Regions from separate parts of the Homo sapiens genome. Here region 2 is linked to region 1. The links are chromatin loops, found by intact Hi-C in ENCODE. Cell type or tissue: heart left ventricle. All regions are shown on one strand. Links, peaks and the distances in the headings refer to the core of each region. The heading gives the core; the rest is flanking DNA. Region 1 has its middle 45 kb from the start of SC5D. Region 2 has its middle 36 kb from the start of SORL1.

The links. Hi-C counts contacts between places; a loop is a spot of excess contacts. Peaks named below come from ENCODE experiments on the same cell type or tissue, not always from the same donor. Only the 100,000 strongest peaks of a DNase experiment are listed, where the experiment ranks them.
Region 2: it touches region 1 in a loop (2.1-fold over the local background); 19 of 110 quality-filtered maps call a loop at or near these places.

Annotation. Positions count from the first base shown.
Region 1 is chr11:121,332,396-121,342,156 of GRCh38, forward strand. No RefSeq gene overlaps it. Among named protein-coding and RNA genes, the nearest start is that of SC5D, 45 kb to the left of the region's middle. RefSeq lists a silencer at 5,244-5,333 and an enhancer at 5,914-6,063. In heart left ventricle, for the core only: no CTCF peak of the experiment used is centred there; no DNase peak of the experiment used is centred there.
Region 2 is chr11:121,407,979-121,423,976 of GRCh38, forward strand. No RefSeq gene overlaps it. Among named protein-coding and RNA genes, the nearest start is that of SORL1, 36 kb to the right of the region's middle. In heart left ventricle, for the core only: no CTCF peak of the experiment used is centred there; a DNase peak (open chromatin) is centred at 9,473; H3K27ac peaks cover 1,130 bases.

The DNA.
Region 1 (9,761 bases), core at 1-5,000:
TGCACTACCCATGAAGTAGTATAATGTTATTTTCAAGTGGACCTAGGTATGGCAATGACTTTTTGGATATAGCACCAAAGGCATGATCCATGAAATAAACAGTTGATAATCTGACTCCATTAAAATGTAAAAACTTCTGCTCTGTGAAAGACAATATCAAGAGAATGAGAAGGCAAGCCACAGACTGGGAGAAAAATGTTTGCAAACGACACATTTGATAAAGGACTCATCCAAATATACAAAGAACTCTTAAAATTCAACAACTAGAAGATGATCAATTCAATTAAAAAATAAGCAAAAGACCTGAACGGACACATCACTAAAGGACATATAGAGATGACAAGTAAGCATATGAAAAGATGTTCAATATCAGCTGGGCTCAGTGGCTTATGCCTGTAATCTCAGCGCTTTGGGATTCTGAGGTGGGAGGATAGCTTGAGGCCAGGGGTTTGAGACCTGCCTAGGCAACAGAGCGAGACTTCATCTCTACAAAAAAAAAAAAAAAAAAAAAAAAAAAAAAAAAATCTGGATGTGTTGGCACATGCCTGTAGTCCTAGCTACTTGAGAGGCTAAGTTGAGTGGATTGCTTGAGCCCAGGAGGTCGAGGCTGAGCCCTGTCTTAAAAAAAAAAAAAAAAAGAAAGAAAAAGAAAAGATGTTGAACATCATATATTATTAGAGAATTGCAAATTAAAACAATGAGTTACCACTACACGCCTATCAGAACGGTCAAAATCCAAAACAGTGATAATATCTGATGCTAATGAGGTTGTGGAGCACCTGGAACTCTCATTCATTGGTGGTGGGAATGCAAAATGGTACAGCTGCTTTACAAGACAGTTTGGCAGTTTCTTACAAAACTGAACATAGTCTTACCATGTAATCCAGCAAACACATTCCTTGGTTATTTGCCTAAATGAATTGAAAACTTAATGTCCACATGAAAACCTGCACACAGATGTTTATAGCAGCTTTATTCAGAATTGCCAAAACTTAGAAGCAACCAAAATGTCCTTTGGTTGGTGAGTGGATAAATACACTGTGCTACATCTAGACAATAGGCTGTTGTTTTTCCGTGCTAAAAAGAAATGAGCCATGAAAAGACATGGAGGAAACATAAACACATATTACTAAGTGAAAGAAGCCAGCCTGAAAAGTTACATACTGTATAATTCCAACTAGATGGCATTCTGGAAAAAACAAAACTATGGCGACAGTGAATTATCAGGGGTTGGGGCAGGGAAAGGTGAATAGGCACAGCACAGAGGATTTTGAGGCTGGTGAAACTATTCTGTACCATACTATAATGGTGGCTACATGTCATTATACATTTGTCAAAACCCATGGAATATACAATACCAAGAGTGAGCCGTAATATAAGCCATGAACTCTGGGTGATAATGATGTGGCAATGTAGGTTCAGTGATTGTAACAAATGCACCACTGTGGAATGGGATGTGGATAGTGGGGGAGGTTGAACATATGTGGGGGCAGCAGACACATGGATACTCTCTGTACTTTCTGCTCAGTTTCGCTGTGAACCTAAAGCAGCTCCAAAAAATAAGGTTTATTAATTTTTTGTTTTTAAAAAAAGATAAGCAGCCTGCCTTGGATTTCCTCTCTTTCACCTTCCCACAAGCTGAAACAGACATGCTCTCAGGTCACATTGGACCATGCTCAGCCGCCAGCCTGGACAATTCACGTTGGGAGTGTGTGTAAGAAAGACAGGGGCTACGCTTTTTGTTATAGCAGCTTAGCCTTTACCTTAAGCTAGAATAAATGAGTGAATGGATGCATTTGTACTACACTCTAGCTCAAAAGGGCATTTAAGGTAGATTACAATCGTTTGTGAGGCAGATCACAATATAAAACTGCATTAAGAAGAAACAAGTGAATAAAACATTATATACCAGGAACCGGGTAGTATGCAAAAGCATCTGAGACTAGATAGTTACCGAATTTAAACAATGAGTTTAATTCTGAAATGCCTGGAAATTAAGGCGAAAAGAGAACAACCACTGCCCCCACTCCCGCCGCCCACCCTCCCTTACTTCCCCTTGGTACCTAGTGTCTCAGGTACATTGCAACTCTGCCAGCCCCTCTGAAATTCCAATTTCTGACTGCTGCTTCCTGGAGAGGAGAGGAGGCAATGAGGTCAGCACTTCAGAGAATAAGAGTTGAAGCCTATAAAGCTGTGAGGAAATTCTGTTAATTATCGAATTGTAACTTTTCAGTAGAGGAAGTCACTTGATCTTTTCAGCCGACTCTGGGAAAAGCAACACATCTATTTAATGCTGACCTTAGATCACCTCTTCATTCAGTACAATCGTTCCTCACCTCCCCAAAGAGACTTGCTTGCTTGGGAAAAATCAGCCTCTAGATTGCTGGGAGCTTTGTGAGTTTTTCTTCCCTCTCTGCAACCTGGTTCTTCAAGTTAAAATAAAAATCACAGCCCTGGGAGGAAAGGAGGGCACATAAATAAGGTGGCTGAAGCTGATGAAAGGGACTCTGTAAATAAGGGGACATTTTATTTGCCAAGTTGCCATAATAAAACACAGGTTTCCGAGTGTTTATCTGTTAACAATTTTAATAAAAAATGTTTCTAATACATGCACATATATAACATTTTTAGAAAATACATAGAAAAACAAGAAAGATAAACTGATTACCATCCCATGAAAACCACTATTCATATTTCAGGGTTCAGCCTTTCTCTGGGTCTCCCCACCTCTGACAGTCTCTCCATCCCTCACTATCTCTCCCTACCTCTTTCTCTGTCTTGCTCCCTCTCTCGTGCAGAACTGGAATCACAAAGTACATAATGTTCTGAACTTGATTTTTTTTCTTCGTTATTTGGAAGAAATATTTTTTCATTTTTAAACACACACAGCCATGAGAGGATGATGCGGCTCAAAGCTCTTAATTCAGGAGTGTGTTTATGTGTAGCCCAAATACTTATTGAGTGCCTACTGGGTACTAAGCTCTATGCTGGGCCTTCATGTGGTGAGAAAGACCTGGTCTGACGGAGCTTACAGTCCAAGGGGAGGATGGCTGCTAAATGATACCCAGCAGAGAAACTGCTTCTGCAAAGTGCCTGCCTGGATACTTTGCTGGATGGTGTTGGCCCAGAGCCAGCAGCTTTAGGGCTGCCTGCGGAAGGTCCCCACAACTGAGGTTTATTATTATTATTTAGTTTGCTGGTGAGACACACACAGAGTCTGCACAGCATCTGGCTGCGGGGTGGATTATGGTTAGCCAAGGGTTCCTTTTTATGGATGACTGCGGTAGTGAAGTTGCAGACTTACCTCCAGCCTCCTCAATTTCTGATGGGAGGCCTGAGTCTGACAAATAGTCCCGTGTCCTCAGTCCCCATCACTCTAGCCCCGTTGGAAGCTGGCCATTGCTTCTAGGCACCAGCCCGAAAGAGAGGAAGACTAATACTTTTCAGGCTGCCCAGCCATAGCCTGTAGAACAGGGGCCAGGGGAGGGCACAAGAGAGAATTCTAACCACCAGCCCACTGATGTCCACCTCTGATGGCCAGTGGAGATGAGTGAGCATCCAGGGCTGCAGGACCTTCTTGTGTGTGTGCTTGGCCCCACTACCCCTTTCTTCTTTGTAAGGGGCTCAACACAGCACCATACACAACTTCAAAACTTGATAGGGTAATTTTTATCTTAAAAGAAATCCTGAGAAGTAAAGGTTCTGAGCTTTGTAGAGAAAGTAAATAAAGTGTAACATTCTGACCCTCAGAGCTAAAGGGGTTGTTATAGAGCTATACCAGGAGCTAGCCTTTAATAAAACCTCCCTTGAAATTGTGTTAGATGTACTAAGTCCCGCTTTCATCTAATGCTTCCTCTTTGGGGTATTAGCCAGGTTGAGGATAAGCAACAGATGCCCACAGGCTTCCCATAAAGAATGTCAGTCATTGGACCTGAGTTGCACTGCTGACTATTCTCAGGCTTGTGGTCCACCACAGCACCTGATTCTTTTCACCTAAGTATGCAGCCAGCTCTTTTCCTGCATTTGTGCAATTGAGTTACTCTACTTGCATCTGTCCCAACTGAACAGCATATGATGGTTTCTGACTTACCACTTCTCCAATATAATGGACCAATTGAACCACAAAGAATGCCCAAATGGCAGCTGCCCTAGATTAATGGGTGTGTGTGGGTATTCTCCCTAAAAATAATGAGAGCTCATGTCTGTGGGGGCTCTGCAGTGAGAGCAATAATTTCAAAGCTGGATATCAGCAGAAAAACTAATGAGACCATTTAAAGTGTGTGTTAATGTGGTATGTGTGTAAAATTAACAACCCTTTGATAGCTAAGCCACAAACACCCTCCTGAGGTCAATCTGGAAGTCACGGCGAAGACTGGCTCTGTGGGGCAGTGTGCCAGATGTGAGTAGGAAGGCCCTGGAGCCCGGAGATGACCCAGCTGCATCTTAAAAATTAATATTGTGTTAAATTAGCTCCCATGTAAATGCCATTTTGTAACAGCTGCCTGGCCTATTCGTGGGAGCAACAGCAGTCGGGAGCACACGGGGTCCCACTTCGAGACCATCTTCCTCCTTTTGATTAATCAGTACCAAACACTAATAGCAAAACTACCACCTAAATAACACCTGTAGCTACCACTTATTGAGTGCTTAGTGTGTGTCACACTCTGCACTAAACGCTTTGCACACGTGGCTTGTCTAATTCTTCCAACATCACTGTTGAGTACTGCTGGCGTCCTATTGAACAGATGTAGAAACTGAGGCTCTGAATATGACATGCCCAGGCTCACAGGCAAGTGGGTGAGCTGGGATTTATTACCTGGGTCTGACTGACTCAAACAGGTCCCATAAAGCATGTCAGTCATTGGAACTGGGTTGCACTGCTGAGTATTCTCAGGCTTGTGGTCCACCACAGCACCTGATTCTCTCTTAACTTGAAGAGTGTTCATCCTTTTTACAAATAAGTGGTGAGCTTCCTTCACAGAGATGTGTGTATTGTGGAGGTAGTGGATGGAGGGGTGTTTCTCTTGCAACCAGAGCCCAGAAATGTTGTTTCCAATCAAAGGATTGATATCTGTTCTGCTGGAAGGCTGGGTTGGAGGCATCTGCATTTTGGTTTAGAAGATCTACTCCTAACCCTGCTGCCAGCAACAGAACATAAGGAGAAGAAGGAAGCTCTTGTTGAAAGGCAGTTGAGGAGTAGGAAAAAAGTCTTACAGAAATGAATCATCTCCACAGGACATCTGAGCATCTGTTCATTGCCCAGCACTTTCTGAACTAGTCTGGACCAGAGAAGAGGCATCTGTGACTTTATCCAAATGGCCTGGTGTCCTGGGGAATGGGAAGCCACCTATACTGGCCACGCCTCCCACATGTATTATAACTCCACCACCTGCCCTCCCCTCTTCCCCATTCCAGGGACCCCTGAGGGGTCAGCAGGGATGCCCTGCTGGAGTGTGTTCCCCAGGGCACCTTGGGGTGAAGTCCTGATACATACTGTCTCATGTTGCACAAGTCACACTGAAGCCAGCCTCTGCCAGCAGAGAAGTGAAGGCCTTTCAGAAACTATCAGAAATCCAGCCAAGAAATCCATCGCGTCCCTTTGAGAGGGGAAGAAAGAGAGGCAGTCAGTTGACAAGGAAGGAAAGCTCCTGGCAAGAAGCATAACCCAACTCCCAGTCCCAGGGTAGAAGGGAAAGAGAAAGAATTAAGAAAGAAATAGTCAGCAACTTATGTTCCTTTCTATTTTCACAAACAAGATCTGCTGACTGACCTTTCAGATCAGCTGGGAAATGATACCGCACACGGAGCATGCAAATAGGACCCACTGTATTTCCCTGACACTCTGCGCCCTGCCTGCTCCAAGACCCCAGAGAGACCCTGGGGACGCCTCAGTTACAGTAGAAAATCCCAAATGAGCACAGCCTGGCTGGGGAGCCAAGATGGGGCCAAGAATCAAGATTCAGTATCAGGACGGCTCTGGGGCCGTGGCTAAAATGTGTTCTGGGGCATGAATCCTGGTTGCTAAGGTGACAGGCCCAACACCTCATGCTAAGGACAGGACGATGCCCGCTGTGCCTCAGTTGGAAAAGGGGCTTGCCAGTGCCAGATCCCAGGAATGCAGGCCACTCAGCTCCTCCCTCTCTTGAAAGCATATAAAGGGCAAATGGCCCTCCCAGCCACCAGATAAATGTCTGTTTGTCCTTGGGGTGTATTTCTTTTTTAGCAACCTGAACCATCTTCGTCATCTTCAAACTCCAATGCTATTCAACACCCTCCACAATCTAGCCGAAAATTAGTCTTACAGTCCGCCCTGTGAAATAGCCGATCTGAACTGTTCACCGCTCTCAGACCTCCCACCAAACTTGCCATGTCTTTGTTCGAACCATTCTCCGTGCCACGCTTGCCCACCTCCTCACCTCCTTTTAGCTAATACAACCCTACCAGTCCTCCAAAGACCCGCTCGAATGCCACCTCTCTGACGATGCTGTCCCTCATTGTTCCAGCCACAGGTTGTCTATGAAATTTGGGCAGCACCCCTCCTGTGGCTCCTCCCACATACTAGTATACACAGTGGATATTTGTGCGGTTCTCTCCCTTTACCATATTAAAAGCTCCATGTGTTTAGGAAACTGTCTCTTATACTGTCTGTCTCCTGTTCCCTTCATCAGCTAATCCAATACAATGTCGCTATTCCCTTTTCATTGTTCTATCTCATTCCAGCTCCCACCCTTTAAATATGGTGTTTCTCGATCCTGCTCTGAACAATGATCTGACTTTTTTCTGGCCTGGTAGCCTCTGCAGATTCTGGTATGTTTAGAACTACACTTTGGAAGCTTAGTCTGAGGGCATCGCCTGGGAAGGAACGGTGTTGGGGAGAAAATTGGTCCACAGTGTTGCACTGTGCATTCAGAGAGATGTTCATATAAATGGTGCCCCATGAATCATGCAACACGGCTGTGCAAAACAGAGAAGAAGCTGAAAGATGAGTGAAGGGGCTTTTTCAACAACCGAGGCAAAAATCAAATGTAACCCCGGGAAATGGGAAGAAGAGAACAAGTACAAGTGACACCGTAAAGGAAGAAGCAATAAGACATGAGACTCTAAGGGTCCTTTGCTATTTCCTACTTACCTATTATCCATCCCCCCACACCTCTTCTCATACAGAATTCTGATTGCTCTTCCTTTGAGGGACCACCTTTACCATTCACAGGCCATGTGGCTTGAGTGGTGAATGTGATCACCACTGGCCAATGAGATCACCATATCCCCATGAGGACAGGTTTGGAGTAGGCATGTAACCTAAGTCTGGGCAAATAAAAGTTTTATCTGGGACTTTTTTTGTTTTTTTTGTTTGTTTGTTTTTTCCTTTTTAGGCTAGTGTAGCCAAGCTAGAGAACCTTTCAAGAATGAAAAAAAAAAGAAAAAAAAAAGACAAAGACAGCCTTTCCAATCATGTGAGCCAGCCTATTTTCTTTTGGCTCAAATCAGTTGGACTGGATTTCTGTAACACGCAATTGAGAGTCATGGCTAACCTAAGAACTGCCAGATTTTGGACATATGGGAACTGAAGAGTCAAAAACGCCCTGATATTGGGGGATCTGGGAGGAAGGTGATTACCACCATCAATTGTCCAAAGTACAAAAGACAAAGGGATAGTATAAATACCAATATTTAGAAAGCAATATACTACATGAGCTGAAACTCATATAAAAATTTCAACCAAGATTGGTATGTTCAGAGCAAAAAAGAGAAGGGAGGGAAAATGATATATTTTTAACAACCAGTGGAAAGTGAAATTAATTCAGATGCTATTGTACTTCTGCTTTCTTTAGGAAGTGATATCTTCAAACTGAAAAGAATAGTACAAATGCCATAAAAAGAGAAATGAAGGTGAAGATATGTGACAATCTAGTAAAAGAGAATTTACTCACTGAAAATGTGTTCACGTTCCCAGGCCCGTTTGGACAACGTCCTTGAGCACTGGAGGAACTTGAAGGTGTGAACTCAGCATCACTCCAGTTTTCTGTCATTGAAAATGACAGAAAAGAGGAGAGAGAGAGATGCCAAAAGACAATGCCCCAACTTTGAACAAGGGAAAGGGAGGTAGCTTCTGAAAACCTCACACTGAAAATCTAGACATCAATCTGCAGCAAAATTCCAGAGTTGATTATTAAACAAGCGGATGTGAATACTTTAAAAATGAATGCAGTGGTCACCAGAAACTAGTGTGATTATATGTATAAACCAACATCATTGCCCTAGTCTTTTTTTTTTTTTTTTTGAGACGGAACCTCACACTCTCACCCAGGCTGGAGTGCAATGGCGCAATCTTGGTTCACTGCAACCTCCGCTTCCCACGTTCAAGCAATTCTCCTGCCTCAGCCACCCAAGTAGCTGGGATTACAGGTGCCTGTCACCATGCCCGGCTAATTTTTTTTTGTATTTTTAATAGAGACAGGGTTTCACTATATTGGCCAGGCTGGTCTCCAACTCCTGACCTCAAGATCCATCCGCCTCGGCCTCCCAAAGTGCTGGGATTACAGGCGTGAGCCACGGGGCCCAGCCGACCCTAGTCTTTACAATGCCCGAAAAACCCTTCATAATTTGGTGCCTGTTTACTTCTCCTTCTTGGTCCCCTATCACTCTACCCACCTAGTCCACCCCTCACCCCTATCCCCACCCACTGCACACACATACAAGCTCTCCCTCTGCTAAAGCCACCTTCATTCCATTTCTATAATGCACCAAATTCATTCTTTCCAAGGGACTTTGCTATGATGATTCCTGAGGCCTGGAGCCCTCATTACATCCCATTTCAGCATAGCAAGCTACTTCTCACCTATTAGATCATCTCAATACTACCTTCTCAAAAAAAGACCATTACTATTCAGCCATTAAAAAGAAGGAAATTTAGGCCACTGGGGTGGCCCACGCCTGCAGTCCCAGCACTTTGGGAGGCCGAGGTGGGCAGATCACTTGAGGTCAGGAGTTCAAGACCAGCCTGGCCAACATGGTGAAACCTGGTCTGGTCTCTACCGAAAATACAAAAATAAGCCAGGCATGTGACACGTGCCTGTAATCCCATCTACTCAGGAGGCCGAGGCAGGAGAATCACTTGAGCCTGGGAGGTGGAGGTTGCAGTGAGCTGAGACCACGCCACTGCACTCCAGCCTGGGTGACAGAGCAAGACTCTGTCTCAAAAAAAAAAAAAAAAAAAAGAAGAAGAAGGAATTTCTGCAATATGTGACAATATGGATGAACTTTGAGGACATTATGCTAAGTGAAATAAGCCAACCACAAAAGGACAAATACTGCATAATTCCACTTATACAAGGTATCCGAAATAGTCAAATTCTCTAGAATCAAAGAATGGAACGGCGGTTGCCAGGGGCTGGGAGGAGGAGGAAATGAAGGGTTACTCATCGACAGGTGCAAAGTTTCAATTATGTCAGATGAATAAGTTCCAGGAACCTGCAGCAGAACATTGTACCTATGATCAACAAGAATGTATTATATGCTTAAAAATTTGTTGAGGGTAAATCTTGTGTTACAATAAAATAAAAGGCTTTATTAAAATAACTCCCATTCACTCTTGATTCCACAATATTATTTTATTTTCTTCATAGATCATATTCCTATACAAAATAATCTTATTTGCTTGTTTAGCACTTCCTAGAACTGTCCTGTCCAATTTGGCAGCCACTAGCTACATGTGGCTATTGAACACTTAAACTGTGGCTAGTCCTAATTGAGATGTGCTG
Region 2 (15,998 bases), core at 6,590-11,589, 82 kb after region 1:
TTTGAGATGTCCCACCTTACCGGGACATCTCCAATGTACACATTATATGCATTGACTTATGTTTTTGCCTGTAACTTCTGTCTCCCTAAAATGTATAAAACAAAACTATAACCTGACAGCCTTGGGCACACTTTCTCAGAATTTCTTGAGACTGTTCTCTGGGCTGTGGTCACTCATATTGGGTCAGGATAAGCCTCTTTAAATATTTTATAAAGTTTTTTTGTTGTTGTTGTTTGTCAACGCATTTCTAGTAATTCCAAGTCAGAAAAAAATTAAATAAAAATTTGACAACATTAGTTTGGAGACTTGTAGCCAGGAAAGAATTCAGGATCCAGTACAAGTTGCAGGCAAATGATAAAATCTCAAAAACAATGAACAAGGCTAGAATCTAATAACAGATGTTCTACAGTTTTCCTTTGAAACATAATTTTCTCTCTCCGGTTCCCTAAATTTCTTTTTTTTTTTTTTTTGAGACAGAGTTTCACTCCTGTTGCCCAGGCTGGAGTGCAATGGTGCGATCTCAGCTAACTGCAACCTCCACCTCCCGGGTTAAAATGATTCTCCTGCCTCAGCCTCCTTTGTAGCTGGGATTACAGGCATGTGCCACCACGCCCGGCTAATTTTTGTATTTTTAGTAGTGATGGGGTTTCGCCATGTTAACCAGACTGGTCTCGAACTCCTGACCTCAGGTGATCCGCCCGCCTTGGCCTCCCAAAGTGCTGGGATTACAGGCGTGAGCCATCACACCTGGCCCAGTCCCGCAAATTTCTACCAAAGACAAATCATAGCAGGACAAATTTATTTGTAAAATAAGTTTTTATCTTATTATACTTGGCCTGGTTATTTGCATAAAGTGCAGCAAGAATAGTGATTGACCATACAGGCTTTTCTCAAATTGGCTTTGTGGAAACATTTTCATAAGAAATCTCAGATTAGACTTTTAAAAGCCTTGAGGCTATAAAACCAAGGCAAGGATTTGTCATTAATCATTGACTGTCTGCAATGCCTGTATGAATTGGGTAAATTCTTCTCTTCTTGAGGTCCCAAAATAACTTGAGGTTCCTGGGCACGTCAGAAAGTAACACTCGTCACTTACCACAGGTCAGGAACCTTGTGAAGAAACTGTGTACCTTGTAAAGGTACCTTTTCAGTCAAGGTACACAGGTCAGGAAACTTGCAAAGAAACTGGGTTTTTTATTAGCTCTATAAAGTCAACTTCAATTCCTCAAAGCAATCTGGTCATATCTGAAAATATTCCATTCCAGTCAAATCCTCCAAAAGAATACAGATTCATATTGAATGTACGCAAATAGCTGTCTTGTCCTAAATTAAGAATAATCAAAAAAGTTTCCAAATTCTGGAGATATCAGGTAGAAAGAAAGATAAATGCTTCAAATTTTGCTCACGAAGTATACTTTACCCAATTTCTTGTAAGCTATAAATAGCTCAAAAGAAAAGGGTTTTTTTTGTTTTTTTTTGTTTTTTTTTTTGTTTTTTTTTTGTTTTTTTTTGACTCTGGAAATCAAAACATAAAAAGAATTAGCTATGTATCAAACAAAAAGTTTTTTAGTCCTTTCTTAGTTCAGCCCCATGTAATTAGCTCTTGTTCTGCTTGATGTTGGGTTAGCAATCCTCATGAGCACATCAGCTTTTTAATTAGAATCCTGGAAGGTTTTTTTCCCTAGTCCAATGGTATGATATCCAAAGTTAGAAAACTGTATTCAGGAGACCTTCCCTGAATTTCTTTCAGAGAAAGCAAATTTTGGACCGTAGTTCATTATAAACTGCTTTTTTTAAAAGAAGAATCAAAGTAAAACAATAATTGTCTATGAGTGACAAAAGTTTTAGCCATAAATACAGACACAATTGACAAGAACATTTCGTTGTTTTATGGCATGCAACAATTGAACATAATAATTCCAATTATTATTGATAATGTATACCAAGACACATCAGAATTTTAGGAAATCATACAATTTGGAGCACATATTAGTAACATATTTATACAAACATAACCCTCCAAAAGTTAAACACCATTTCTTATTTAATAATGCTTTCCATATGATTTTAACATACCAAATAAGCGTAATATGTCTCTCTTGGATGTCTAGGGGCCCTAACATTCAAAAAGTTAGTTTGAGGTCAAAAAGAATGAATTTCAGATCTGAAATTTTGATTTTGGAAAGTTTGTCAGATATTAAAGGTTTAAAACACTTGCTCAAAATAGGATCACAGCTCACTGTGAAATAATAGTGATTCATGTAGCCAAAGTGATGATTCAAAGATTTCAAAAAGCAAAAACCTTTATTCTTTGATGGGAAGGAATACAGCTTTCAAAACAATCATAAGACCTAATAGAAACCATTAGGCAAACAAAATCTCTCTCTCCCTCTCTTCCCTCTACCCCACCTTTTTTTTTTTTCAGTTTACGCAAAAGTACACCAAAAAATATTTTACTATCCCTTAATACTACACAAAAATCTTGTTCAAAAGAGAAAACCTAATTCTACCTTTGTATCAGTGTATTATTAATGTTACAGCTAATTTTAATAAAACTTTATAGGCTGGGCACAGTGGCTTATGCCTGTAATCCCAGGACTTTGGGATGTGAGGCAAGAGGATTGCTTGAGCCCAGGAGTTTGAGGCAAACCTGGGAAAAACTCCCCCTTTGCCCTCAGAAGTTTCACTGAAAAATCAACTCACAAAAGGCTAGTATTACAGTAGGAAAAAAAGGCATACAGATGTATTTGATCACAGTTTTATATGACATAGGAGCCTTCAGAATGAAGACCCAATCCTCCAATGGGGTGCAGAAGCTTCTATACCATCTTGAGGTTAGAGAGAATGCGGCTCAGAGCATGACCCAAAGCAGGTTATGATGGTAAATATGGTGATGGTGGCCAGGCACGGTGACTCACGTCTGTAATACCAGCAGTTTGGGAGGCGGAAGTGGGTGGATCACCTGAGGTCAGGAGTTCGAGACCAGCCTGGCCAACATGGCAAAAACTCATCTCTACTAAAAATACAAAAATTAGCCGGGCATGGTGGTGCGTGCCTGTAATCCCAGCTACTAGGGGAACTGAGGCAGGAGGATCGTTTGAACCTCGGAGGCAGAGGTTGCAGTGAGCCAAGATCGTGCCACCGCACTCCAGCTTGGGCAACAGAGCAAGACTCTGTCTCAAAAAAAAAAAAAAAAAAAAAAGGTGATGGTGGCAAGAGAAGTCCTGGGAAGGAAAGAAGAAGAGGCCTGGCCACCAAAGGTTGTCTTGTATGGAGATGAAACCTCACAGGTAGCAGTCTTCAGAGAGAATAGATGGTAATGCTTCTTTTCAGACCTTTAAAGATGTCAGTCTCTCAGTGAATCTTTCCTAGATCTGGGCAAAGGAAGGCCTGGCTGCATCAATGCAGATTCTCTGCAGATGCAAATCTCCCTGAAAATTTCAAATCTGAAATTTTGATTTTGGAAAGTTTGTCAGATACTAAAGGTTTAAAACACTTGCTCAAAATAGGATCACAGCTCACTGTGAAATAATAGTGATTCATGTAGCCAAAGTGATGATTCAAAGATTTCAAAAAGCAAAAACCTTTATTCTTTGATGGGAAGGAATAAGACAGCTTTACAGGGCCACTTCTGTTTGCTGGCCCTCTGACAGCCATCTCAAAATATGTCAAAGAAATATTTGGAGGTAAAATATTTTTATTTCTTTCAAAGCTTATAGGATAGAATTTTAACATAAAAATCAATTACATTTCTACGTATTAATAATGAAAAATTGAAAATGATTTTTAAAGTAATATATATATAAAACAGTGTAAAAAAATCCATGGGTATGAATTTAATGAATGATGAGCAAGACCTCCACACTGAGAAATTAAGAAAGGCCTCACTAAATGGAGAGACAGACAAGAAGAGTTGATAATGCTCCACATGGAGGACGCTGTAGGGAAATGGCATTGCTGTACATTGTTCTTGGTTACTTTTTCTAAATAAATGTCCTAATGATTACATAATTATATGATAATAATAATAGCTACCACTTTTTAGTGCTGGATGTGACTGACAAATTAACTCCCTATAAGGGCAGCTCTGAACTTGGCACTTCTCTGCTCAAAAACTCCTTTTTATTCATAGGCTCAAGGACTAACTATTATGGCATTCACAAGCCTCCACTATTGGCTCCAAACTCCCTTGCCATATTCACCTCCTACATTTTCCCTCATATACACCTTATACTCTAGCCACACTGGATTCCTTGCCATTTCCCAGTTTAAGATTTTGACCTTAACGCCTTGGCTCATGATATTCCCTGCCTTTAGCCAACTCTTCCCCTTCCCTAACCAGTCATCTCTGGCTGGGGCCTGGCTCCCAGTACCTTACAGAACTTAGCACACTGTGGGGCACTTAACATATTTCCAGTGTGGTAAATAGTTGCGAAATGAATAAGAGAAGTGTGGTTCATTGACCCCAATCCCAGAGGAAAGGGTAAATGGATGTGTGTGATTCTGAATAAAGACAAATGGGGATAATGGGGATAAAATGTCTGTTTAAAAAGTGCAGGCAGCTTGGCGTGGTGGCCCACGCCTGTAATCCCAGCATTTTGGGAGGCTGAGGCAGGTGGATCACTTGAAGTCAGGAGTTTGAGACCAGTCTGACCAACAGGGTGAAACCCTCTCTTTAGTAAAACTACAAAAATTAGCCAGGCGTGGTGGTGTGCACCTGTAATCCCAGCTACTTGGGAGTCTGAGGCAGGAGAATCACTTGAAACTGGGAGGCAGAGTTTGCAGTGAGCCGAGATCTCACCACTGTACTCCAGCCTAGGTGACAGAGTGAGACCCTATCTCAAAAAAGAAAAAAAAAGTGCAGGCAAATCTCCTTATTTGGCAGGCCTCTTTGAAACAGATTGTGATAATGAGTCAAAGCCACAATCATCCCAGAATCCCCCCCAGTTCTGGAGGATTCAGAGATATTTAGTAATTCTGCATTTATGTGTTTTTTTCTATTACTTACTCATAGAATCACAACTTTTTTTAATATATAGATGATCAGCAAAGCTTTTAATTGATTTATTGATTGAAGTATCTTCTATTATAGCCAAAAGAGAGTTTTGAAATCATCTAGACAAGGAGCCTCAAATGAGTTGTTTTAAACTGGTCCAGTTGATACAGGGTGTTGTCATGAGACAGGGTAGGGATGGAGCTTGGCTTCAGCTCACCCCTACTACGGCATTCTTTCTTGCATTCCACCGTACTAGTCAGTGTTCTCCACAGGGGCAGAACCAATAGGATACATGTGTATATATATAAGGCAGAGTTTATTAGGGAGAATTGGCTCACACAATTACAATCATGAAAACCCATGATAGGTCGTTTGTGAGCTGGGGAAGAGAGAAGCTGGTAGTGGCTCAGTCTGAGTCTGAAAGCCTCAAAAACCAGGAAGCCAACAATGCAGCCTTCAGTCTGTGGCCAAAGGCCAAGAGACCCCGGAAAGCCACGGGCGCAAGTCCCAGAGTCCAAAGGCTGAAGAACCTGGAGTCTGATGTCCAAGGGCAGGAGGAGCGGAAGGTGGCATCCAGCATGGGAGAAAGAAGGAAGCCAGAAGATTCAGCAAGCAAAGTTATCCCACCTTCCTTTTTTTTCTTTAACTTTTTCATTTTTATTTTTATTGTTTTTTTGAGACAGGGTCTTGCTCTGTCACCCAGGCTGGAGTGCAGTGGCACGATCTCAGTGCAGTGGCATGATCCCAGCTCACTGCAACCTCCACTTCCCACGTTCAAGTGATCCTCCTGCCTCAGCCTCCCAAGTAGCTGGGACTACAGGTGTGCACCACCATGCCCGGCTAATTTTTGTATTTTTAGTAGAGATGGGGTTTCACCATGTTGGCTAGGCTGGTCTCAAACTCCTGACCTCACGCCTGTAATTCCAGCACTTTGGGAGGCCGAGGTGGGCAGATCAGGAGGTCAGGAGTTTGAGACCAGCCTGGCCAATATGGTGAACCCACCTCTACTGAAAACACAAAAATTAGCCATGGATGGTGGCACACTCCTGTAGTCCCAGCTATTCAAGAGGGTGAGGCAGGAGAATTGCTTGAACCTGGGAGGCAGAGGTTGCAGTGAGCCGAGATCGTTCCACTGCACTCCAGCCTGGGTGACAGAGTGAGACTCCATCTCAAGGCAAAATAATAATAATAATAATAATAATAATAATAATAATAATAATAATAATAATAATAATCCCTAACAGCTTTTTTTCAGAGAGCCAGCTGGAGAATCCTTTTGCCTCTGCTATCTCCCTTTGGCTGTCTCTCTTGTGCTCTAGCACAAGCCCCAAAATAGAATCCTTGTCCAGGAAACCTGCTTGGCCTTATGTTAATTTTCATTACATGGGGAGCCACAGCCTCTTGGCCTGTAACATATTCAGGATGGCTTCATAAAGGAACAACTAGTGCAGTTGCCTGGGGCCCCACACTTACAAGGACCCATGCTTGGTTCAATGTTCTACTATTGCAGTCTTGAAATTCTTATTATTTTGAACAAGGGGCCCTGCAAATTATATAATCAGTTCTGTGTACATCTCCTCATGTTCAGCCTTCCTTCCCTCCATGTACCTCTCCTGCAGTAAGACAATTCCAATGTCTGGAGGCAGCTGGAAAGCATTGCATGTGGAACACTGGAGGTTGCATCTTCTCACCCGTCCATCTTTGCGGATTACTTCTCAATTTCTACTAGGAAAGCCTGGAGACTTCTGAGATAGTCCAAGTTCCCCATTTTACACATAAGAATACCAAGATCCAGAGATGCAAGTTCCTCCAGCTACCACTTAAATTATTTAGGTATCCTTTTCCAGGTATCTTACATTGCTATTATACCAAATAAAAATTATAACAGGCAACACTGAAAGAGAATGAGGTCAGAGAAATTAATGATCATGGCAGGATATGGGATCTGGACCTGTTTCTATATAAGACAGAGGCTGGTTCGAACCGTAGGCAGAATTCCTGAGCTCTCTCACCAGCAACATTTTCACCTTCATCTCCATCTCAACATCGCAGACTTTGAAGAACTAAAAGGATCTTTGAGGTTACATTCCTAGCCCAGGAGTCCTTAAAAAGATAACATCTAAGTCCTGGGATTCTTAATTTTTGAGTGGAGGCCTGTTTCATTTTTGGGACACCTTGGTTATTAGAAAGTATATTCTCTTTATAAAGAACAGAAGTCAGCCTCTCCATAAATTCCAACTACAGCAATCAATGGCCCTACAGGATGACAAACAATAACTCTCTCCACCTAAAAGCTTTTCGGATAATTGCAACTAGCTTTATATCTACCACCCCTTCCTCTAGGCTGTTTTGTTCTTTTTCCTAGTTGAACACCCAGTTCTCTACAATGTCCCACAGTGATGGAGTTTCTAAACACCTTCCTATTCTTATCTCTCATCTGTGGTGATCCTCAGAGCCACTAAAAATCATTAGGTTATAAAATGAAAAGAAAACAAAGCAAAAGTATCATGACAGTTTAAAAATGTGCTAAGTAAAAAAATCAGTAATTATAATCCCAGCACTTTGAGAGGCTGAGGCAGGAGGATTGCTTGAGCCCAGGAGTTTGAGACTAGCCTGGGAAATATGGGGAGAATAAGTGAGTACCACCTTAAAAATTTCGTAATTTTAAAAAAATTAGCTGGATGTGATGGCACACACCTGTGGTCCTAGCTACTCAGGAGTCTGAGGCAAGAGGATAGCTTGAGCCCGGGAGGTCAAGGCTGCAGTGAACTGAGATCGCACCACTGCACTCCAGCCTGGGCAACAGAGAAAGACCCTGACTCAAAAAAAATAGTCAGTAATAAAGTTCCAGGACTGGAAAGACTGTGACCAGGATTGTAGGGAAAGGTAAGTATGTAAGTCAAGGCTTTCTGTTGCAAGTGATAAAACCCATTTGGGACTTTCTTAAACAAATAACAGAATATTTTCATCCCAGAGCAAAAAGCCCTCTCCCCCTTCAGTTCCAGCTGGAAAAGGGCTCTGATTAGTCAAATTGGGTCACTGCCAATTCCTGGGTGGGGAAGTCATAGTTGGGTAAGAAGAGGAAAGAATCACCCAGATCACACGGACAGAGGAGGGAGCAGAGTATCACCAGGAGAGAGGTGAAGGTGTGGACATAGGCAAACAAACATAAAGGTGCCCTGCAGAGAGTGAGCCACAAAGTCAAAGACAAACACTAAATATTTTATTCAGTTATTGCACATTTATTTCTTTAGATGGGGTCTTGCTATGTTGCCCAAGCTGGTCTCAAACTCCTTGCCTCAAGCAATCCTCCCACTTCAGCTTCCCAAAGTGCTGGGATTATAGGCATGAGCCACTGTGCCTGGCCTTCTAGGGATTATTATTTAAAAAAAAAAAAAAAAAAGGAAGGTGTAGAGAGCACTCTAATATTCTAAGAATAGAGTTGTTAAGACAGCAGCAATGCTAGAAAAAAATTTTAATTGGCTAATGAGTAATATATATACTTTTTTTTTCTTTTTTGAGATGGAGTCTTGGTCTGTTGCCCAGGATGGAGTGCCAAGGCATGATCTTGGCTCACTGCAACCTCCGCCTCCTGGGTTCAAGCAATTCTCATGCCTCCCAAGTAGCTGGAATTACAGGCGTGTGCCACTACACCTGGCTAATTTTTGTATTTTTAGTAGAGACAGGGTTTCACCATATCGGCCAGGCTGGTCTCGAACTCCTGACCTCAGGTGATCCACCCGCCTTGGCCTCCCAAAGTTCTGGGATTACAGGGATGAGCCACCACGCCTGGCCTGATAGTTTTTTTTAAGGGAGATAAACAAGTAATGAAGAAACAAGAAAATGTTGAGTGCATTGATTTTTTAATTGATATCTAGTAAGAATGCAATTTAATATTTTGTGATGGGAAATAATTATAATTATTTAAATACATTTTAAAATGTTATAAAATCTGTGCTAATAGTGACTTGATATCTATTTGAAAAAGTGCTTTGAAAATTAAAACAGAATCAACTTATGATTACATGACAGTGGAAAACTATTGAGGCATTGAACACCTGGATGAAGGGTTCTCCTGTGCTGGGGGCTGTGGTCCTACTGCCTGGGCGGCCATTCTAAGGAAGAGGCACACAAGAGCTCATGCTGTGGGTGGACACGCTGGCTACATTTCTCATACACTGTTTTCTTGAGCACTGGGGAAACCCAGAGGAGGACACTTCATTTGTCCAATTAAAGATGGGATTTCATTGAGTGCTGCCTCAGAGCCCACAGACCACAGGCCCAGATGCATTCACAGCTGCCCAGAGCCAACAAGGTGGCTAGAATGTCAGCAAGAGGGGACACCGGGTGGTTCTAGTTTCCTTGTGGTTGGAGTCTGTTGAGTTAACAGCCCAAATCTGACCACACAGGCTTGGAACAGTGTGCAAGGGAGCAACCGAGAGGAAGTTAGCCAATGTTGGATCCGGGCCAGTCAACTTCTAAGAAAACGTGCCAGCAAGGGGCAGGGCCCTTGCCGAGAAGAGCTGGGCTCCTCTGGCTGTTTCTCATGGAGGCATAATTCAGTGGTGAAACCAATGCTCCCACAGGCCCCACACAAATGCTTCCTGCCCCTCCAAGCCTACAGAGCAATTGCTTTGCCTGAGGCCTCTCAAGTTGAAGGAAGATCAATAAGGCTGTCTGATAGATAATTGTGACTTGGAGCTCTTTGGATAGCTTGTCATGTTCTCTCGGAGGGCTTTGGCTTTGTTTATACAAAATGGGAAAAGGCTGTTAAACATTGAAACTTTTGATATTTTACTTTCCAAGAGGAACCACTATGGGCATTTAAAAACTCAGTCAGCAAATATTTATCAAGCAGCTTCTATCTGCAAAATACTGTGCTAAACTGTTGCAGATTCACAAGCGTGCTGTAATTAAGTTGTACACATGAGATTAACTATTTACAAACAATACACCTATGTTTATATATCAAATGAGTATTGTCATCTTTAGAACAATTATTTCAGGAGATAATACTCTTTTTTTTTTTTTTTTTTCTGAGATGGAGTCTTACTCTATTGCCCAGGCTGGAGTGCAGTGGTGCAATTTCAGCTCACTGCAACCCCTCCTCCCGGGTTCAAGTGATTCTCCTAGCTGGGATTACAGGCACACACCACCACGCCTGGTTAATTTTCGTATTTTTAGTAGAGACGGAATTTCACCCTGTTGGTCAAGCTTGTCTCGAACTCCTGACCTTGTGATTCTCCCACCTCGGCTTCCCAAAGTGCTGGGATTACAGGCGTGAGCCACCACACCCGGCCTTCAGGAGATAATATTCTTAATCCAATGGTGTTATCTGCGTAGAAAGTATTTTTAGAACATCTTTTCTTTGGGCATCACCTCAGAGCCTATGGTTCATTCTTTTGAATATGTTCAATGTTGCGAAGCCACTGAGAGTAGAGGCAAGATAAAATTGAGGAATATATTTTCTGATTTTAAAAAAATAAGTCCACACAAAAACATATGTGAATATTCAGAGTAGTTTTATTCATAATAACCCTGAACTGGAAACAACTCCAATGTCCATGCCTATGCAAAATGTGATAATATCCATACAATGGAATATTATTCAGCCCTAAAAAGAAATGAGGTACTCATACATGCTACTGAGGTAGATGGACTTGTTTTCCAATCAGACCCTTCTGATCAAAACAGGATGTAGCAGAGGAACTGGCGGAAACCAGCAGATGGTGACGAAAGCAACCTCTAGTTGCCCTCACTGCTCCTTAGCATAAAGACACTCCCACTAGTGCCAAGACAGTTTACAAATGCCATGGTAACGAGTGGGAAGTTGCCTTACATGGTTCCAGGAACTTCCCCGCCCCTTTTCGAGAAAATTCTGAATAATCCCATAATTAGCACTTAGTTAAGAGTAGGCAAAAATATAGCTGGCCAGCAATCTGTGACAGCTGTGGCAGCTGTTGCTCCTGCTTGGGACTGCAGCTGCTGCTGCTGCTCTAGGCTGCTCTGTTTATGGGACAGCACTGCTCTGCCTATGGAGTGGCCACCTTGCTGTACACTGCTGCTCTGGGCCACTCTGTCTACGGGTTAGCCCTGCTCTGCCTACGGGTTAGCCCTGCTCTGCCTATGGGTTAGCCCTGCTCTATGGAGCAGCCATTGTGATGTACACTGTTGCTCTAATAAACTTGCTTTCTTTCACTGTCAGCTGATTCTTGAATTCTTTTCTGAGTGAAACCAAGAACCCACCAAGCTAAGCTCCAGTTTTGGGGTGCATCTGCATCACTACAACATGGATGAACCTTGAAAACATTATGCTAAGCAAAATAAGCCAGTCGCAAAAGATCATATATGATAGGATTCCATTTATACGAGGTATCCAGAAAAGGCAAATCTATGCAGACAGAAAGTAGACTAGTGGTTGCCCGGGGCTAGGGATGGGAATAGGCGATGGAGGTGTTCTAAAATTGGATTGTGGTGAGGGTTGCATACTTGTGACTTTACTAAAAATCATCTAATCGTACACTTAAAGTGAGTGCATTTTATTATATGTAAATTATACCTCAATAAAGCTTTTTTGAAAAATGAAATGTGGCTAGACATGGCTCACTCGTGTAATTCCAGCATTTTGGGAGGCCAAGGCGGGCAGATCACTTGAGGTCAGGAGTTTGAGATCAACTTGGCCAACATAGTGAAACCCAGTCTCTACTAAAAATACAAAAATTAGCCAGGCATGGTGGCTCATGCCTGTAATCCCAGCTACTTGGGAGAATGAGGCAGGTGAATCGCTTGAACCCAGGAGGCGGAGGTTGCAGTGAGCCCACATCGCGCCACTGCACTCCAGCCTGGGCAATAAAGCAAGACTCTATCTCAAAAAAAAAAAGGAATATGATGATTATAAAGTATAAAAAATTGATTTTGGGGTGACATATGAACCAATTCTAAAGGCAAATGGAAAGGGTTAGAAAATTCTTCCCTCTCAGAGTTCTAAAAATCAGTTGAGCAATAGCAGCATCCTGAGAATGAATGTGCATCGCCTCCCAGGGTGACTGACAGCCAAGTCTCATTTACACACAGTCTGATGGGCACTACTCCAGTAGCGCAGTAACTATTCCAGAGCTATTGCCTTTCCCGAAGCTTACAGTCCACTGGGGAGATAAGAAATATAAAGATATTGACATCTGTCGATAAACAAAGTAAAATAAGTCAGCTCTGGTCAAATTGGCTTTTAAAACACTTTTTGCTCCTTTTACAGTGTGAGTTGATGGCACAGTAAGAGATAGTGGGGCTTTCCTTTTCATAGTCAGTTTGCAAAATCCCTACATAAAGGATTTTAAAAGATCAGTTATGAGGAGAGAAAATCCCCAGATGAGGGACATACTGTTTTTCCTCCCTCCCAAATTCCTCACTCCCTGAAATACCGCTGTGGTAATGGGAACCTTCCACTTGAGTCCTTTCGCCCCAGGTCCAAGAGAAATAACACCATGATTGATATTGCATTTTCAAAGTCACTGATACATAAAAATAACTTCCTAGCTATTGTCTAAATGAATGACTGCATTTTAGATTTCAGCTGACACAGGTCTGAAATCCCTCTCTTTGGTTTCAGTCCCCATTTCTCTGTAGAGCTGACGTTGGCAGCTTGAGGTTTTTCTTTAGTGGTGCACCAGTGACATCTCTCTCTTGCTACCTCTGTTTCTTGTCTTGGATTTTCTTCTCTAAAATCCAGAATGATTTTCCTCTTGCACTCTGCAGGATAAACCCATGCAATGTGGCTATGACATCAAACTCCATGCCAGGATGTGGAAGTGGGATTAGGAACATACAGGTGAAGCTTTGTATGATTTTGAAAGGTTTAGCACAGCAGGAAACTGGCCTTGTTACTCAGATAAATGCTAGTGACCTATCAAATGCAGGATTAAGTTTTTAAAATTTGCTCCCAAAGGCAATATGGAAAAATGGAGGGACTCAGGCTGTGGTTATAGTTCTCCTGAGGAATGGACAGATGTGTGCAGATATGTGCTGCAAAACCAGATTGCCTTTCCATGCCATTGAGAGGCCTCTTAAGGAATGTCTGATGAATATTAAGAGAGAACTCAATAAATGTGCATTGTGAAAAAGAGTTACTTAACACATTATAGCCATCTGAAGCCTAATATTGAATTAAAACGCCAAGTTACCAGTCACTAAAGAGGGGAGTCCAGAGTACAACAGTTGGAAAACTAAGCCAAAGACTTAGGAAGGTGCTACTGAATGTTCTCACTGTTATTGTGATCAGTGGCTGAGCACCTGGCAATTCCAGGGTAGGCCAGTAGGTCTGCAAAGAGGGGAGCCTTGGTGCTTAGTTTCTAAAACTTACCTGGGAAGCAATTGTGAATTAATCAGTCATTATAATCCATGAGCATACAATATTTCATGGCATTGTGGTGAACTGTTTTGTGATTGTATCAGCTTTGGGATGTAAATATTTAAAGAACACCAACTGTATCCACTTCATCTCAATTGCCAGTATTTAGTGTAGATTCTACAAAGATGCGTACACAAAATTACCTGATTTTGCTGACTTTATACAGGTCAGTAAGCTCAACTGAAAAGTTAGAAAAAACACAACCTCTTACTTCAATAAAATAAATTACGGTAGCCAACAGTGCTTCACAGATTTGTCATATGAGTTAGCAGTAAAAAATATCTCTCCCTGATGACTAAGCCATGGACTCAAATCCCCCTGTCGGTCACCTCTTTTCTAATTATCATTAAGCATGACTTAGCTGGATGAACCACGGCTCAGGAGGAAGCATTAAAGCTCAGACATTGACCATGACAACTAGGGTGGAAATGTCTCTAAAATTGGGCAGTGGCCTGAATATATTGTAGGTCTTCTTTGAGAATTATCAGAGGCAAGAGGAATTGAAGCAGCACCTAAAAGGAAATGAAGGGTTAGCCTGCAGCCTACTAAGGATGGTAGCAAGGAAAAATGACACTCAAGAAGAGCAAATAGTTCTACCAACAACCAGCCAATATCAATTTTCCAGGTCTCAGAGGCTCAGAGAAACATGGACCAAGACTGTATGAGCAAAGAAACCATATCTTAGGCGTGGCAAAGAGAAAATTAGGCAAAGATCAAAGGGAAGGAAGAGATTTTTGACTCAGAGAGAGGGAAAGGGGAGAGAGAAGTTTTGGTGGGTGTCTTATCTGTCTGTATATGTCCATGGTACCTAGCATATTGCTATAAATGTAGTCAAGGGTCAATACATGCTGTTTGGTTGAATGGAATGGATAAGATTTTTGGTAGTTGAGAAACTTTGAAAGAATGATGGATGCTTTCCCATTTTTCCTAAATTGTGTCCCTGATAGCAGAATTTGCCACCTGCAGATATTATATCTCAAGCTGCTTAGGGGTGAAATGGCTTACGTAAGAGATACTTGATATTTTTTGGCTTAGGCAGTTTTTATTAATATGTACATACACTTATGTCATTATTCTTGATCTTTTTTTTTTTCAAACAAAGTAGTGTGTGGGTTACATGCTATTAATCTTGATTTAAGAAGTCATTATTTTCCAATAATAAGTTTTTTTAACGGTGCTAAAATATACATAATATAAAGTTTACCATCTTAACCCCTTTTAAGTGTAGAGTTCAGCAGTGTTAAGTATATTCACATTGTGCAGTCTCCAAAATGTTTTCATCTTGCAAAACTGAAACTATACCCGTTAAACAACAACTCTATTCCTTCTGCCTCCAGCCTCTGGCAACCACCATACTACTTTCTGTCTCTATGGACTTAGTTACATTTGATACCTCATATAAGTGAAATCATATAGTATTTGTTCTTTCTGTGACTGGCTTATTTCACTTAGCATAATGTCGTCAAGATTCATTCATGTTGCAGCATGTGACAGGATTTCCTTTCTTTTTTTAGAGACAGGGTCTTGCTCGGTTGCTCAGGCTGGGTGCAGTGGCATGATCATAGGTCACTTCAGTTTCCAAATCTTGTGCTCAAGCAATGCTCCTGCCTCAGCTTCCTGAGTAGCTATGGCTACAAGCACGTGCCACCATGCCTGACTAATTTTTTAAAATTTTATAGAGACAGGGACTCACTATGTTGCCCAGGCTGGTCTCGAACTCTTGGCTTCAAGCAATCTGCCTGCCTCGACCTTCCAAAGTGTTGGGATTACAGGCATGAGCCACCATGCCTGACCAGATTTCCTTTCTTTTCAAGGCTGAATAATATTTCTCCGTTTGTATATAGCACATTTTGTTCATCCATTCTTCCATCCATGGACAGCTGAGTGGCTTCCACCTATTAGCTATTTTGAATAATGCTACTATGAACATGGGTGTACTAATCTCTCTTCAAGGCTATGCTTTCAATTCTTTTGGAATATATACTCGGAGGTGGGATTGCTGGATTATATGGTAATCTTATTTTTTAATTTTTTGAAGAACCTCCATATCGTTTTCCATAACTGCTGCACCATTTTACATTCCCATCAAGATTGCACAAAGGTTCCAATTTTTCCACATCCTCACCAACACTTATTTTCTATTTTTCTTGACAGTAGACATCCTAATAGTGTGAGATATTGATCTATTTCTTATGCTTCACTGCAAACTAGCCAAGGTTGAAACTCTCTTCATTTAATAGGAACAAGGAATGCAAATGGGACTCGTTAGTGGGTCCTCAATAAAGGTAGAAACATTCCAGTGGCTCCCCATCTCACCCACAGTCAAATCCAAATTTCTTATAATGACCTTCTAAGGCCCTATAAGACCTGGCCCCCACTACCTCTCTGGCCTCACCTCCCACTGTGCACCCCTCCATCACTCCACTCTACCCACACAGGCCTCCCTGCTGCTCCAGGAACAAAACAAGCAGGGCCTTTGCACTCATAGTTCCTTTGCCTAGGATGCCCCCAGATATGCAGGTGGTTTACTTCCTCACCTCCTTCAGCTTTCCAATCAAATGTCACCTTATCAGAGAGGCTTTGACTAACCACCATATA